2 separate regions of the Homo sapiens genome follow, and region 2 is linked to region 1. The links are chromatin contacts, found by Hi-C or POLR2A ChIA-PET in ENCODE. All regions are on one chromosome and are shown on one strand. Each heading gives the region's core, a stretch centred on a gene start or an enhancer-like site at or near the end of the contact. The rest is flanking DNA. Distances are from core to core; before and after follow the strand shown. Region 1 overlaps IMMP2L (inner mitochondrial membrane peptidase subunit 2). Region 2 overlaps IMMP2L (inner mitochondrial membrane peptidase subunit 2).

Region 1 (6,086 bases), core at 1,184-3,683:
TTCTTCTTAAATGGCCGAACAGTCTTAATAACTTGGGGGATAGCATGGAATTACATTTGCATGAATGAAGAGCAATAGTTTCTTTGGTTGGGGCAGATGGAAATATTTTCAGTTCTACATCCTGTGACATTTGTGAGAAGTTCAGATATTTCCAAAATTGCAAAAAGCCATCTGGCCAAAATGGCTTGGCCCTGTTAACTTATTTAGCCCTTCCCAATTACATTTCTTAGCTTTCTCATGTCTTACGTTCTCAGTTTTTACAAAGTTTATTCAACAGTGAATATGATAGTAAATGATGCATAGTGTTTTGAAAGGCACCCAGCTATTACATTGAATTTTATTTAGGTTTCAGAACCCTGTAGATTGAATGGGCATGCAGAAAATATCCAGTATTGATGCACCTGGGCTCAGGAAGACATGATCTTGTCCAAAGGTTCATATTAGCCAGGTCATTGCTACTTCATGTCATATCTGCCTTTGCCAACCAGTTTTTTGTTGTTATTGTTGTTTTACAGGGCAGTAAAGAGCAGCTGATAATAGACACAAGCCAACATTTAATGAAGTCAAGTAAGCTAATACTTAAAGTAGACAGAAGGCTTTGTCCTCTGAAATCCCCCCTGAGTCTTGGTCTCCCTCTTTCCTTCTTGCCCCAACTCTGTCTTTTCTCTGTCTCTTTTTTCTTCCCTTGCCTTTTAGTTCTTATGTCTCACTGTTTTTAGTTGGTTTCCTTAATTTGAGTCTCTCTTCTTTCTTTTCTGATCTTTATTTTCAGTCCTGTTCATTGAACTCCAAGAAAATAACATATGTAGGAAATGTAATTCTAACTGTGGTTTAGTAGATGAGACCATGGAAGGCTAGGAGGTAACTGTAGAATTAAAAATTAGAGTTTCAGTTTTTGAAGAGTGTTGCCAACAGCACAGGCAATCTTGTCAGAGAAAGAATTATCCTAGTTTTTCCTTTTGCTGGGAAATTGTGAGTTGAACCAGATTTCCAGCAAGCAAAATACATTTTAATAGGTATTCTCTTTTCCTAGCTCAAAATAGTTTTTTTTATTTAGAGGAAAATGTATTTTGTTTCTACTTGAGGAATTTGAGGTTTATTGCTATTTTTATAAAGTGAATAGACACTATTTTATGTGTCTTCTGTTACAAAAAGAACAACTTTCTAGATGGGAGAGATGATTAACTTGCATATCAGGGTTAGGCTAATTACTACTATCTGTAATTTTCCCAAAATATATCTGGAAGCTGCTTAATTGCTATAGCATTTTTAAAAAATCTCTTTCCTTTCTCATAGTTTTTCCCACCATAGATAATTCTCAATTATTTCAGGGAAGTTGCCTATCTTTGTATCCCCTGAAGCTTCTAACATTTTAGTTTCTTAGTAAATACTTGTTGAACAAAAAGAAATACCAATCTAGTCCAGTCTCTGGCAGTAAATACTTGTTGAACAAAAAGAAATACCAACCTAGTCCAGTCTCTGGCCCTTGTTACCTGTTTTTTGTAGTTTGTTACCTGTTCATAGAATCATTTAGGATTTTTGCTTCTGGGTAATAGTGCCACTGTAATTCCCAGAGCTTTAAAATGGTGTCTTAATTTAGATCTTTTGTTAGCTCCGTTCCAAAATTTCTTCCTCATTGTACAATGTAAATAGGGCAAAGATAAAAAAATCCAGGCTTATTCCTTTTTTTTGGTGAAATACTAGATATCAAATGGATATCACATTCATTTATTTGTTCATTATTCTCACAATAGCCAAATCGAATCTTAAATAAAGGGATCAATAGAGATGATTTAAAAGATCATGTCAACTGAAAAACATTTAGCAGTATGGCATTTTCTCCTATAGTTGTGGTCTTTGAATACATCATAATTTTCAATATTTTCCCTTCCTAGAAAATAAATACAGGCAATCTCTGTTGCCTTAAAGGGTTTTACAAGTAAGTTTTATTACTTGAGGGTGCAGAAATGCCAAGCTATTCCAGGCAAGTGACCAAATAATGTCTGGGACTCTTTTTCTGGCAAAACAACTAACTATCTTTTCAGGTTCATGAGAACCAAATAGGACTTCAGCTGATTTTTTTTCTTTTAAAATAGAATTATCTATTGGCAGGACCTTATCTCTAATCTTTTTCTAGCTTTCTGTTTTCTTGTAGGACTATTTTGATTTATTGTGAGCCATTTTGCAGGGTTTTATTTACAAGTTTTACCTAACTTGGAACAAGAAATAACATTTGTTTGTTTGCAGATGCCTAGTACAATGTAAAATAGCATAAGCGGTTATATAAGAAACAATGAATTATATTGCCTATGTAATACAAAGTAGCTACCACAACTAAAGAGAAAGACAAGCTACTTCCTTCTTACTTTGATCTTATGGCCCCTGGAGTTAATTTGGGGCAGGAAATGCCAGTGCTGGAGGGCTGCCACGTCATTGGACAAAGTGAGAGCTTTTGGTTATTTTCTTTATGAGCTGTCACCCTAGTTTTGCTAGTGCTGAAGTGACAATAGCAGAAGAAAAGCTTTAGCTAAAGGGACCTTGTTTTTTTCCAGTGGAACAAAAACATCAAGATTACTCTAGGCAATATGACATTATTCACATTCACTAAATCTTTTGAAAAGAATGAATGGAGTACCTTTTTGTATTTTAAAGTAGGTTTATACAAAGGTGTAGCACAAGGCTGGTCACGGTGGCTCAGGCCTGTAATCCCAGCCTTTTGGGAGGCCTAGGGGAGCAGATAGCTTTGAGCTCAGGAGCTCGAGACCAGCCTGCGCAACATGGGGAAACCCCATTTGTACAAAAAAAACCCCACAAAAATTAGCTGGGTGTGGTGGCTCATGCCAGTAATCCCAGCTCCTCAGGAAGCTGAGGCTGGAGGATCACTTGAGCCTGGGAAGCAGAGGTTGCAGGGAGCTGAGATCATGTCACTGTACTCCAGGCTGGGAAACAGAGTGAGACCCTGTCTAAAAACAAAAAACCAAAACCAAAAGTTGTAGCATATACATCTGTACTTTAACTGAATGAGATTTTTAAAGTATAATTTCTTAAATCATTCATATTAAAGTTCTCATAAAAATCCAAGACTAGTTTCTGTTCTCCTTTGTTAGAGCTGTTGAAATACCACTTAGTTTTTAGAAATGGACTGCTTCTGACTGTGCTTTTATCATTCAGAGCATTGAAGTAGTAATTTAATATTTTTATTCCTCAAATCAAATTATTTTTTTCCTATCTTTGCTCTGCTTCTTGGCTTATCAAGCTTGATTATTATATTTGCCTTTTCTTATTTTGAGCAATGTGGTCTGAGTGTATGAAATAGAAAAAAATGATCTTACTAAGTAGATAAAACAATATGGTGGTGTTTTTGCATAATGGAAAAATTGTGAATTCTGGCTTAACGTATTTTTTTTGACATGATTAGGAAATGGTGAAATGAATAATTACCAACTAACACTGATTAAAATTCTTTACTTCCAATGGAAAATACCATTTTTATAAGGTATCCAGATGGCTCTTCCAGCATGCTTATTATTATAAATTGAATATAGAATGAGTCTTCTCGTAAATAAAGCGTACTTTATTTCTGTTATACCACTATAAATGCTATCAAATAGCTGAGGTGGAGGAAATTTACCACATTTCCACCAAACCTTATTGCCACTAGAAAGTGAACTAACCCACCATATTTTTGCAGCATTTCAACATGACGAAGACTATATATCGTTAGCCTCTAGATTTATGCATTTCTGTTTGTTTGTAGTGAGATTCTTAATTCTGTGCTGTTATGATAATAACAGCAAGCTAACCACCTTTCAACAGCAAGCTAACCACCTTTCAACCTTTCAATTTGTTTAACATGGAGAACAAATCCCTGTCACTACCACCTGTAAAAACTTGCTAGTGATGTTCCTTAAAGTTCGTTACCTGAAATTTCTTACTGATAATATAAAATATGGTTGCTGAAAGAATCTTTCTCATAGAGGTTAAATGAGTTTATATGTCTGTTCATGCTTAGCATTTCCTAAGTGCTGGTGATGATGATATTGATGATGCTGTTAGCCACATCATTTGGGATCAAGTAGAATTATCTTTGTCCGTTTACAGCTGGCTTTGCTTCCATTTGAAAATAGTGCAGGAATTTGGTTAATACTACTCCAGAGATTAGAGATTAGCACACCTGGAGGACTGCATCCAATTTCTGGTACTATATTTTAAGAGAGACTTTAATGACTTGAATCATATCCAGAGAAGAGTGACCTGAATTGCTTTAAGGACATGGGTTTCTTCAGTATGGAACAAACAAAACTTAGAGAAAGGCTAGCATAATCAATAACTTGCAGGGCTGCCCTATGGGATGTAGATTAGATTCATTTTTTTTTATTTCTAAAATAGAATTGGTTAAGATTAGAAAGAAACAAATATCTCAGGCTACCATGAGATGGAAAAATCTATTTACTCCTAGGACTTTTAAAAAATGTAATAGGGTGGCTGGGCGCAGTGGCTCACGCCTGCAATCCCAACACTTTGGGAGGCCAAGGCGGGTGGATCATGAGGTCAGAAGTTCAAGACTAGCCTGGCCAAGATGGTGAAACCCTGTCTCTACTAAAAATACAAAAATTAGCCGGGCATGGTGGCGGGTGCCTGTAATCCCAGCTACTTGGGAGGCTGAGGCAGAGAATTGCATGAACCCAGGAGGCCGAGGTTGCAGTGAGCTGAGATCATGCCACTGCACTCCAGCCTGGGCAACAGAGCAAGACTCCGTCTCAAAAAAAAAAAAAATTGTAGGGTGACATATAAGCAACTGACCTACTATTTACTATATAATGGTAATGTCTGTCAGTCACATCATTGGGAGGTTTGAGGGCTGTAGGAGGATAACAGGATGGGCACTGAAGCCATCTTTTATTCTGAGATAAGAGGTCTTTGATGATACCTTGAAAGTGTGGGCAGCTCTAGTCTGGATTAAGAGTGAAATAGTGGAGTCAAGAGATAATATTATAAAGTTTGTCAAAGGCAGAATGACAGGCTTTTGTAATAGTGTATTTGGGAGACAGGGAGAATATGAGGCCTTCTTTTTTGTATGTTCTTGATTTTGTATAATAAGCATATGTTAATTCTGCAATAAAATATACTAAGTTATTAACATGTAAAAATTATTTCATATTTGAAATGGTGTATTTTAAAATAATAATGTGGCATCATGATGGTAATGTTGGGATTTCAAGTCAAGAACTTTGGAAGAGGTTTAATATTAAAATTATTTTCTGAAGCCAGAGTATTTAAAGATCACAGGGTTAGCTTTTCCCAATACAGTAAAAATCTTTATTGATAAGGCCCATCACTTCTAAGAAAGACACAGCTCTGTCACAGTGCTCACTTTGGAGGAATGGAAAGACTCAGTGGGATTGCAGATTTGTCTGAAAATATTTTTATTCAGTTTCTCCTTCCTTATGACCAATAATTCATCAAGGTAGGTTAGCATGGATAATAAATTAAATCCCAGGCATAATATGTATGAGTATGTCTTATATCTTAAAAAGTACTTTATAGATATGTAATCAGTAGAGTGTTATAATATCCTCATATTTGATTTTAGTTTCAAAATCAGGGGCCATTGGTCTCATAGATATTATGGTGTTTTATATCTTCTGGTTTCAGTAAAGCTAAAACTGGATTCATTTTTTTCCAGAATGAGATGACAGTTTGTGCCGAATTACTTACATGTTCTACCTGATATTCTGAGTATTCACACTGAAACAATTGGCCTGAGTAGTATAGCCTAGTATTGGGGTAGAATTTCCTTATCAATAAAATGAAAATTACTCTGTTAAATATATTTAGTAAATATTTTGTTTAAGAGGCTACCTGGCCCTTTTCTATTATTGATACCATAGTGAAATGGAACGGACACATCTGCTGTGGTGAGATGGAGTCCTCTCCACTAAATTAGGAGCTAGCATCAGGATATTAAAGAGGTCTTTTTAGAGTATATTCAGGTATGAGTATTTTAAATGTCACAGGAAGGTGGATGTGATGTGCTTTTATCCTATTTATTTTTTGTTTAGAATTTTCTCTTTGGTTTCAGGCGA
Region 2 (5,803 bases), core at 2,962-5,461, 94 kb before region 1:
GTTCAGGACAGTGATCCTTTAAGAATGGCAACAAATGAGGTAAGCCCTTTGATTGTACCAGCTGATTGCCTTGAGAGGTTTTTCCAGGGCCCAGCACAGGGAGGAGAACCCAGGTGAATGTTGGTAGTCTAGGGTTGACGAGACAGAGTTGGGAGTCTGGGGAAGTCCAGGTGGCTAGAGTTTGCAGGACAGAGTACTGACTGGAGAGAAGATGCACAGAGAGAAAACTATATAGATATGCAGAAGGTCCTCGTACAGCCCTCAGCTGAGGACCCATCAGTATGTGGGGAACCTACAAAAAGCTGGAGAAATAATCACCTCAAAAGAACACAGGGAATAGTTTTCAGAATTTATACAGGGCTGGGAATTATTCATGTTCCCATATCAGCCAGAGTGGAAAACCTCATAATTCACGAAGCATCAGATAGAATAACCAGAAGAATATTGCCTAGTAGTGGAGCATATTCACCCCTAGATTAAAGGCTGTGCCAGTTTTGCCTAACAAAGTTTAAAAGCCAACTTCTATAGGATTTGCTGTTCCCAAGTAACTTAACTGTTTTCTCAAACAAAGCTCAAGGATGTTCCTCAGGACACAAGAATATGTAGCACCCCAAAAGGTGAAAATCATGTTTGGAAGCTAGTAAAAATATTACTTTTAATGCAAAGACACAGGAAACCATGACACAAAATGAGGAGAACATCAATCAGTTAAAAAAAAACACAAATGAGAGAAATAGTAGACAAAGCATTAAAATAGTTATTGTCACATTTAATTTGTTCAAAAAAGGAGAGGAAAGATTGAAGACATTAAGCACAGAAATGGAAGATGTGAAAAAGACTTAAATCTATATTCTAGAGATGAATGTTACAGGACCTAAGATGAAAAAAATTTGCTGGATGGATCTGTGACAGTTTAGTCTACAAAGAAAGAAATTAATGAGGTGACATCATAACAATAGAAACTACCCAAAATGAACCACAGAGAGAATAATGGCTAATTTAAAAAAGAGACAATCAGTGAACTGTAGGACAATTTCAAGTGCCTCAGTATTCATGTTATTCAAGTTGCTGAAGAGGAGGAAAGTGGGAGAGTTTTAGACTGAAATATTTGAAAAAATGGTGGGAAAGAAAATTGATAAAAACTATAAACTCAGAAGAAACTAAAAAAACCCCAAGCACAAGAAGATGATACAGAGGCATATTATAATCAAACTAATACCAGTGATAATGAGAAAATCTTAAAAGAAGGCCAAAAAAAAGAGACGTATCAGGTACAGAGTAACAAAGATGGTTAAGAGTCTTTGCTTTGGAAACAGTGCAACACAGAGGCAGTAGAATAACATTTTTAAACTATAGAAAGAGAGAAATTATCAATGTGGAATTTTTTTTTTTTTTTAGACGGAGTTTCGCTCTTGTTACCCAGGCTGGAATGCAATGGCATGATCTCAGCTCACCGCGACCTCCACTTCCCAAGTTCAAGCGATTCTCCTGTCTCAGCCTCCCGAGTAGCGGGGATTACAGGTGCCCACCACCACGCTCGGCTAATTTAGTATTTTTAGTAGAGACTGGGTTTCTCCATGTTGGTCAGGCTGGCCTTGAACTCCTGACCTCAGGTGATCTGCCTGCCTCAGCCTCCCAAAGTGCTGGTATTACAGGCGTGAGCCACTGTCCAAGGCCATCAATGTGGAATTTTATACCTAGTGAAAATATCTTTCAAAAATAAAGATGAAATAAAAACTTGTTTAGATGAAGTAAAGATGAAAAAATTAGTCACTGGCAGACCTGTACTGAAAGATATGCTAAAAAAAGTTCTTCAGACAGAAGAAAAATGTTATCAGTTAGAAACCTGGACTATATAAAGGAATAAAGAACACTGAAAATGGTAATTTTCTCCCCTTACAGACTCTTTTAAAGTTATTTGACTGTTTAAGTAAAAAATAATAAAAATATATTGTGGACTTCGTGACATATATAGAAGTAAAATTATAATAGTAGTAGTGCAAAGGCTGGGAGAGGGGGAAATGTAAGAATACTGATGTAAATTTCTTATACTATATATGATGTGGTATAATATTACCTGAAGACAGTTCATGATAAATTAAAGGTATAAACTGTGAACCAACCACTAAAACAACAGTTAAAAGAATTATAGCTAATAAGTCAAGAAAGCAGATAAAGTGGAATAATATAAAATATGCAGTTAATCCAAGGGAGGCAGAAAAAGAGAGAAAAGAGGCTGAGGGCAGATAAAAGCAGTAGAAAACAAGTAGCAAAAGGGTAGATTCAAATCCAATCATGATTGTATATATCCAGGGAAAAAAGAGATTATCTCATAATGATAGAAGGGTTAGTTCATTAAGAAGGCATAAAACCCAGCATTTATGTACCTAATAACAGCATCAAAATACTTGAAGCAAAATCTGAAAGAACTTCAAGGAGCAAGACACAAATCCAGTTTTTGTTGGAGATTTAAATATTCCTTCTTAGTAATTGATGGACAGAGTAGACAGAAATAGATACAGACATAGAAGACCTGAACAACCCTATGAATCTGGTGTAACTGGCATCTGTATCATACAAAGAATATTATCTGAGTTTAATGAAATTAAATTAGGTATCTATAACAGAAAGACTTGTAGAAAATCTCCACATATTTGTCAATTAAATGACTCTCCTCTAAATAACCCATAGGTTAAGAAAGAAATAAAAGAAGAATTAAGGAAATACTGAACTGAACTGAATGAAAATGAAAACACATCAAGATTTGTGGGATGTAGCTAAAACAATACTTAAAGGGAAATTTATAGCACCATTTGTATTATAATGACCATCCAACTACATTACTTAAAGTTACTTGTTAATGGGTTGTCTTTTTGTATATTCCAAACAATTTCTGCTTGTGGGGAGAAATTTTAGCTACAGAATAAACATGATATTTACTTTGCGAGATGGTGCTACAAAACAATTGATGTGTAAAAATTATATTCTATAATTTTAATTTTTAAATTTTTACATTTGGACTTTCATTAGACATTGTTTGGTAAAGGTATATAATCATTAGACTATTGTTGGTAAGTTTTTAAGTTATTTCATGTAAGTTGAATGTTGATTTCATAAGAATTATCTTCTGTTGCTGAGTTCACATTGTAAGTGCTGGCACTAAATACCAATAAGCCAATAAAAGGCCAATCTGATACTATTCAAACAAATATATACTTACAAATCTGTACTTCTCAAATTTAAAATTCGTATTTTGGCAATTAATAACATTTACTCCCTGAATAAAATAATTATTGGTGACTTTTTTTCTTAGTCAAGTTTTTGAATAACCTTTCTGTGTTACGATTATCTTTTTCATTCATTTAATACCAGAAATCATCTCAGTGAAATTATTATATAGTCAGTTTGTCAATTACCACTGATTTTATATGACTATTTCCTCAAATTCTGATTTCCTTTTAAATGTTAGAGAGTATTTTGAACCTTACATTATTACAAAAAGCAATTTGAGGTCTTTATTTCAGGGAGTGAAATGTGACATTTTAAAAATGAGATCACATTTATTTATATACAAAAAGTATTTAACCATCAATTATATAAGGCCATTTTTACTAATAAACTATTATTTTAGAGATTGTATTTATTAATCATGCTGTAAAGGGATTACTCATTTTAAAAAGTGGCTAACTTATGTGCATGCATTGAATGTAATCTACGTTCATTGGATAAAGTGTACATTCATCTAGCAGACATTTATTGAGCATCTAAGATGAGTTAGGTTCAGTGTTTTCACTGGGAATATGGAGGAATTCTGACCTGAAGCAGTTTATAGTCTAGTAGGGGTAGGTGGTAGCCTGGCAAAGCAGAAATTGCAATACAGTGAGATCGAAGCAAGATGCATTGGGAGTACATCGTACCAGTATTAATGCTGCCTGAGGAGGAAGGTAACTCCTTTCCAGAGGAGCTGACTCTGAGAAGGGGATTGCAGACACAGAGAATGGGTAAATGTTCAGAATTGTTGGCTTACAGTGTGTATGAATTAGAATGGTAGGTGGGGAGGTAAAGGTAGCAGAGATAAGCTATAGGGTTAATATTTATCTTGTAAACAAGGAGAAACTGTAGAGTGAATGATCTAATCACATTTTCATTTTAATACTGTCATTCTGAAAACATCCTATGCGATGGAATGGAGAAGGAAGTGATGACTCAGAGTGTGAAGAGTGAAGAGTTCTTAGTATTTGTTATTGGTTAATTCTCTTTTGATTTCAGGGGTCAAAAATCTAATGTAACTTGGGCTAACAAAAAAGAAGTTAACAAAAGAATTTATTGGTTCAGAAAATTGAAAATTTCCATGTCAGATCTAGCTAACCTCAGGACTGGCCTTTGCAGTCCATCTGTGGTATCTGTGTTGTGTTACAGAGTTGGGTTCATTGCAGGTTATGACTCCTGAGTTCACACATACCTAAATGTTTTTCTTAAAAAAAAAAAAAAAACCCTCCAAAATGAATCAATATAGTGAACTAATTATTAATGTCTGTGTGATTTGTGGGCTATTTTTATTGGTGTTTGTGAATTCTTTATTCTCCTAATTGAATATTCTTCATTCTATACATGAGTCTAAGCTGCTTCTGGGAGAATATTATAAATTTTTTGGGAAAAATTCTATATCCTGACTTTTCTTTAAAGTTCATAAAAACAATAATTGTGTTGAAGAATCATATGTAAATTCATGTGACTTTTCTACACTTAAAATTGTGGAGAAAATACAGAAATACTAAATATTTATTAATCTAGTACACATTTATTAAACATTTCTTTTAAATTATGAGTGATACTAAGTCTCTATGTATGAAAGTAATTTTGTTTAATAGGGCTTTTATACTTGAGAACTCCTTTCCTGTTTTCCAGTTTGAATTGTCTTAAGATTCAGATTGACTTCCTAGATAGTGCACTGAAATTTGGCGGTGATTTTTATAGAAAAAAATTATTATACTTGACAGTTGTATCATATGATATTCCCTGAGAAAATCTCAGAAGAGTGTTTCAGTTATATTCGAATTGCCTACACTTATAGAGTTTTTTATGAAGATTATAATACATATTTATTCATAGTTCTCTGACTTTATGTTACTTCAGTACTCAGTCATCATTTATTCATTCACTTTCAGTCAAAAAATATTTACTAAGCCCCTAACATATGTGTTGCTCTTGGTAGATAAAATAGTCATGAATATTTTATCTCATGGGATTTACATTGTGAAAGACAGAGTAAACAAATAAACACACTAAGTTGACAACTGGTATGAGAGGGGAAAAAAAACCAGGCAGCAACCTACTTTAGAATGAGCAAGCAGGGAGGACCTCATTGGAGAAGTAACATTAAGCTGAGATCCGGTGCGTGATTAGGAATTATTTTTTCTTGTTAAGATTTGGGAGAAAGTCTAGGTAAATACCTTTAGTGGGGATAGAGCTTGCCTTTTTGGGAAAATCAAAGAAGACCTGTGGCTGTTAAGAGTGAAGGCTACAGTTGTGCAAGATGGGGTTTTGATATTATGATTTTCATTTCATAAAAAGTATTAAGTTTGTTAAGCACTAATGCATTAATTGTAGTAGCAGCAAATAGATGATGGTGTAAAATATCATAATAATTTACCTCCTGCATTTGAGAAATGGAGACAGATCCATGTTTCACTTTCTTGTCAGTTGTTAAGTACTTGCAAAGGCAGATAGATTAAGTAATCTGATTGCTGATAGGACATCTGAAAATTTATTGGTTTCAGTATTATAAAAGCTTTCTTTTTGT

The links. Hi-C counts contacts between places; a loop is a spot of excess contacts on that map. ChIA-PET counts read pairs that join two places held with the same protein, here RNA polymerase II (POLR2A). Pooled maps may share reads with other maps.
Region 2: a pooled map shows a loop between it and region 1 (8-fold over the local background). The contact joins two enhancer-like sites. A Hi-C loop is called at or near these places in 1 of 37 single-sample maps with no recorded cell type and 11 of 50 pooled maps. POLR2A ChIA-PET finds 5 or more read pairs at or near these places in 3 of 52 experiments (OCI-LY7, RWPE1 and activated naive CD4-positive, alpha-beta T cell).

Annotation. Positions count from the first base shown.
Region 1 is chr7:111,134,723-111,140,808 of GRCh38, reverse strand. All of the region lies in intron 3 of IMMP2L (inner mitochondrial membrane peptidase subunit 2), which reads left to right. Among named protein-coding and RNA genes, the nearest start is that of LRRN3, 47 kb to the right of the region's middle. RefSeq lists a silencer at 4,810-5,010. Within about 2 kb of position 2,433, at least 19 of the 41 ENCODE cell types and tissues checked have a DNase peak (open chromatin) inside an H3K27ac peak, as active enhancers do.
Region 2 is chr7:111,231,064-111,236,866 of GRCh38, reverse strand. The region is part of intron 3 of IMMP2L (inner mitochondrial membrane peptidase subunit 2); the gene reads left to right. It overlaps LOC124901725 (a long non-coding RNA gene), which reads left to right. Exons shown (of 2, transcript XR_007060477.1): 1 at 1-5,803. Among named protein-coding and RNA genes, the nearest start is that of LRRN3, 140 kb to the right of the region's middle. Within about 2 kb of position 4,211, at least 2 of the 41 ENCODE cell types and tissues checked have a DNase peak (open chromatin) inside an H3K27ac peak, as active enhancers do.